Regions from separate parts of the Mus musculus genome. Here region 1 is linked to region 2. A link is a loop called in an ENCODE intact Hi-C map of the cell type or tissue named here. Cell type or tissue: left cerebral cortex. All regions are shown on one strand.

What was found. Hi-C counts contacts between places; a loop is a spot of excess contacts. Peaks named below come from ENCODE experiments on the same cell type or tissue, not always from the same donor. Only the 100,000 strongest peaks of a DNase experiment are listed, where the experiment ranks them.
Region 1: a loop joins it to region 2, with 2.3 times the contacts of the local background. A loop is called at or near these places in 2 of 42 quality-filtered maps.

The regions. Positions count from the first base shown.
Region 1 is chr5:20,652,339-20,654,838 of GRCm38, reverse strand. The region is part of intron 21 of Magi2 (membrane associated guanylate kinase, WW and PDZ domain containing 2); the gene reads right to left. Among named protein-coding and RNA genes, the nearest start is that of Gm52763, 28 kb to the left of the region's middle. In left cerebral cortex, a CTCF peak has its summit at 1,317 (motif pointing right); a DNase peak (open chromatin) is centred at 1,052; H3K27ac peaks cover 1,953 bases.
Region 2 is chr5:19,521,274-19,523,773 of GRCm38, reverse strand. All of the region lies in intron 1 of Magi2 (membrane associated guanylate kinase, WW and PDZ domain containing 2), which reads right to left. Among named protein-coding and RNA genes, the nearest start is that of Gm25335, 7.0 kb to the right of the region's middle. In left cerebral cortex, a CTCF peak has its summit at 1,471; a DNase peak (open chromatin) is centred at 1,440.

The DNA.
Region 1 (2,500 bases), 1.1 Mb before region 2:
GGAGTAGCACCGATTTTGCTTCATCAATGATCTGACACATCGCTCTGGCTGCTTTTTTTTCCCCTCTCCTTTTCAATTGTACCAGCATTTATCTCTCTGTCACAGATTGCCCTAAGAACTCAGAGCTGTGCTTCTGTGCGTCTCTTGCTTGACTGAGATCAGCTTTTCCTTGACAAGTTCCCAAGTCCAGATAAGGGTTCCATTTCAAAGCTGTTCTGTAAGTCGTGGAAGGCACATGGGTGGAATGACTTAACACTTGGCCCCCACAGTTGGCTAGACCTTTTCATCCTCATTGACTTTTTCCTAGGCCAGCTTAAGTCTCAGGTGTCCCTGAGAGGTTAAATATGCCTCCGTGGGATCCTGATATCTCCCGTTGATTATCTCTTAAGGAGTGAGCCAAGTTTAGGATCTTGAGAGGCAAACAAAGGAAGAACACAGGCTTAAATTAATACCTGACAAGAAAAAAAAATCATTTTCCTGTGATTAGCTACTGCTGACCAAAGTAGATTACATTCCTGATTCTATCTTTTGGCGAATGCAAGTATTTTCTTGTGTTATTACTTACTGCCACTATCTTGTTCTCAAGAGTGTTTTATTTAAAAAAAAAAATGCATTCTGGTTATCTTGAAGAACAACAACAGCAACAACAAATCGGTTTCATGATACAGCCTATATCATACTGACTCTGGAGGCACTGTTCCTGACCATATGTTTATGTGTGTATATTGGGGTCATTTATGCAGCCGTGAATGTAGCCATGTCTCTGGTCTGCTCCTGATGCAGAGCAGAGTTAACACAGCCAGGGACCATGCTGCTTAGACATGCCAGCTCATGGGGGTGGCTACATGCTGGCAACATGGCTATAAATCATCTGCTATGCTAAGAACATGAGCTCTGTGCTGAGCAGCCACGATCCCCTTAAACGGATGATACAAATGACGCCATTGTATTCGCGACATCTGCTTTCCTTCCAGGAGGCTAGAATTTTGGGATATGCTAAGCAGGGGTTGCCTGCCCCAGTGAAAATCATGTGTACTGAGATGCTCATGGATTCCCTGGGTCCACAGCTATATTTCTGTTGCTTGGGGCGAATTACAATCTGGTGACTCATCATGGAAGAGCAAGCGTGAGCATCAGAGGGTGTCTGGATATTGATGCATCCAGAAACTGCCTGAATCTGTCCTGAATGACTGCTGTGTCTCCGTGTAGCTGCACTCTATGTCCCAGAAGCTCTCCTAGCAAATCTATGGATGAAGGAGTGAGGAGTCACCGGGGGAACCTTTGAGCCCTGCCGTTAGTTTATATGAAATTCCAGCAGAACCACTGGGTGGCATTATCATCAAAGCAGAAGTGATTCTTTTGTCTTCTTCATTCCTCATGCACCAGAGGCTCATTGTTAAGCTTACAAATTCCTGAAGGGCTAGGATCTGCTGAGCTTATGTCTGTTCTTCTGCTCCACTAATGGGTGTCTCTTCACCCCATTTTGTCATCTCTAAACTAACTTTACAAAGTCCACATCTTACAAGCTAGTGAGTGCTGATATCATTGGCACGTGTAACTGGACGTTTAATTTGGGAAAAAAAAATTCACTGAGAACAAAATCTGTAAAACTATAGCAGCAAATAATATCGATATGGAGACCCTCAAAAGGGGTGCCCAGACATTTAAGAGATGCTCTGTGTGGGTTACTTTGAGAATTTAACTGAGCCAGCTATGTTGACGGGGTCTAGGGTATCTGTCTTGTTCCAAAGCCACGTGTTTATGTTTTCCGCAAGTAGAATTAAGGGGCAGTTCTAACTTCTCCCTGTACATAAGCAGCTGGTGTGTTGGGTGTCGAAGGCATGGATCAAACAGTGTTTCTAAAATGAGCAAGAGGCCGAGGACAGTGAAGCAGGCCAGAGTAACTTTGAAAAGATTGACTTGAGTGTGAAGAATGGGAGCGACTTTGAAATTGCTTGCTAGGTAATAGTCAAGTCTTGCTGTGGAGGGAAATACACCTTTAAGATGAGGTCTGTTTTTAGAAGTGACAGAATTCACAGGTCCCTTTGGTAGTGTTGGATCAGCTGATGCTCTAGGATATTAACCTCATCCTATTCTAGGAGCTCAGATCCATCACAAAGGAATTGATGCTGGTGTCAAGATCAAGCCTATACTCATTGCTGAGATCAATACTTAAGAATAGTTTATTAGATCCAAGCATCGTGGGTAGGAACATGGAATGATGGGGTTCCTTGGGCGTAGAGCTGGCCCCGCAGATCCACTGGGAGCTTTTTTGCTCACTGACCACAGGGCCTCCTAGCTCTTTATGCAGGGAATTTCAAAGATACAGTGGTCTCTCCGAGGTCTTCGAATGTTGAGATTTTAGCTGAGATCCGGGCACTGAACTGCCCTACTAATAAGGAGGCGTTAGTAGTTGTTTAGATAGCCTATGTGAAGAACATTATTTGAAAGGGAAAGATATTTTTTAGAACATCTTCTGGGTAGGAAATGGGGTGGTGGT
Region 2 (2,500 bases):
GATTGGAAGAAAGTCAGAAAACAGTGATTTTTCTTAGACATGGCAGAGAGTGTGGTTAATTTAAGTTTTCGTCTTTATATTTCTCCATTTGTCCACATCCTTTCAATAAGTGAATAATCTTTCTCTAACACAACAGCTCCATTTACTTTGAAACCATCTCAACTCCCTGCTGCCCTTCTGATCCTGCCATACTGTGGTTCTCCTAAAGGAGGAGATTAGGATGGCTTCAAATTCACACATTCCTTTGTTTTCCTTATCTAAATTGGGTCTCTGAAAAATGAAAGCCTGGAGGTGTTGTAAACTGTTCATTTAAGTACAATTAAGCAATCCCCCACTCAAGTCTCTTTTGTGTTTGGCTGTTTTTTCTTTATGTAAACCTAGGAGGTAGAATTCATCTCTAGTGTTTTCATTCATCTCCTGCCTCACCTACTGAGAACCAGAATTTGCAGGAGCTATCAAATCTGCTAAGACAATAGCTTCCTATTAAACACGAATTAATAAGTTAATCCTGTAGAAGATAACAAATCTTGCAACATAACTGCAAATGTTATCATCCCTTCAGCTTCAGCATAAGGAGTGCTGACTACTTTATATCACAAATGAATGTAATGGACACAAAGGAGTTGCAGTCCAACATCCCTTTAAAGAACTGGGGTGTTAGCAAAGACTGTAATCTTGCCCAGGGTCTCACCTGGTCTTGAAACAGCCCATACCAAGTGATAGACTCAGATGGGAAAAAATAAAGTCTTTCTCTTTGCAGGCTGATGTAGGAGAGCACCCTGAAAGGCCACCTTTTGGGGTTGGGTCTGCACAGCAATTAGAGCTTTCCTTCTGATGTGGCATTGGCTCATACCTTCTTTTCTACAAATCTTGACCTTGGAGACCATTGGAAATAAATCTCATGCCAGGTAAACACAGAGAACAAACCTAACGTGAAACACTGAATCGGTAATCTAGATACAGGTGAGCTGGTGGTCTAATTAATTTTTTAATGTCATAAGTAATGAATAAAAATGTAGAATTAGAGATAGTTATAATAATGGGAAACACCCAAATCATTACCTTAAAGCATTATAGGCTCTGTAACTACGTTATTGGTTATCATTATTAAAGGCCATTAATTTATACAATTGTATAATATACTGTAGTCCATATCCATGAGAATTTGAATATAATTAAACTTGAAATATTTTTGTGAGAATCTATTCTAAACAGAAACACCTTTTTTTTTTTTTTTTTTTTTTTTTCTGTTGCAAGCTCTTTAAGAATTTCACCATTAGTGATCTGAGGCAAGCAGCTGACTCTGGCCCTTGCTCTGATCCTCCTGTGGCAAACAAGACCATGCAAGGTTAGCAAACTGAACCTTGACACTGACACTTCTCACAGTGTTTAAAGTGTTGTAGAAACAGCAGTTAAGAACTGCTAAATCAACCTGCTGGTCTTTGAACTGAAGCTCTTTGCTGCCCTCTGTAGACAAGTCAATGTGAAAATGGCAAGGTCCTTAACACAGAAACCATTAATTTTATTCAGTTATGATACATTTGTTCTGAAATATTTAACTAAACAATGGACCAAACAGAGGATCTCTTAGTCAACAAGGACTTAGAAATTCTTTTCTGAGATCTTAATTTTATCACGTTAATAAATTCCCATATTTTAAAATCATTGCACCAAAATAAGCTACATATTTGAATACACTGGGAATGTAAAAATATAGCAAACACATATGTGCACACGTGTGTGACCTGAAGAATCAGCAGTTTTAATTTTTTGAGTTTTTAATTATTGTATGTATTTTAACCATGTTTCCAGAGTAAAATACTCTAGACATTAATATGGACAGAACATTTTGTAATAAAATGAAGAAAATCTAGGAAACAAATCAGAAATAAACAAATGGTATGCCAAGTGTGATATCACAGGTGCTTATTACTTGTAATACTTAGAGGAATGCATATCAAACCACCATAAAATACAATCTCACCCTAATCCAAATGGCTGTTATTAAAAAGAACAAACAACAATAATGTCCATAACATTTTGAAGAGTGAACAACTGCTTCACACTGCTGATGGGAATGTACACTAGGAAAGCTTTAAGGTAATCAGCTAAAAACATAACTGCTAGCTGATAAAAAAAAAAAAAGTCCCCATCACCGAGCATTTATATAGAGAAGGGAATCAGGATGCCAGAGAAATAGCTCCGTCTCTGCATTTATTGTAGCAGAATTCACAAAAGCAATGAGATGGAAACAATGTAAATGTTCATCAATTAGTGAATACTTAAGGAAAAGATCTTCCATCTACTGCAATGCAAAACTACTGAGCCATAAAACAAATGGAATCTTTCCTTTGCAGCAGCATGGGTGCAAGGTGGAAGACGTCACCTTAAGTGAGACAAGTAAGAGGCCAGAAGTCACGAATGCTGTGGCTCTGACCAGGTGTGGAAGGCTATGTAAGTTGGTAAGAAGATGCAGTGTAGAAAAGTGGTGATCAGACAC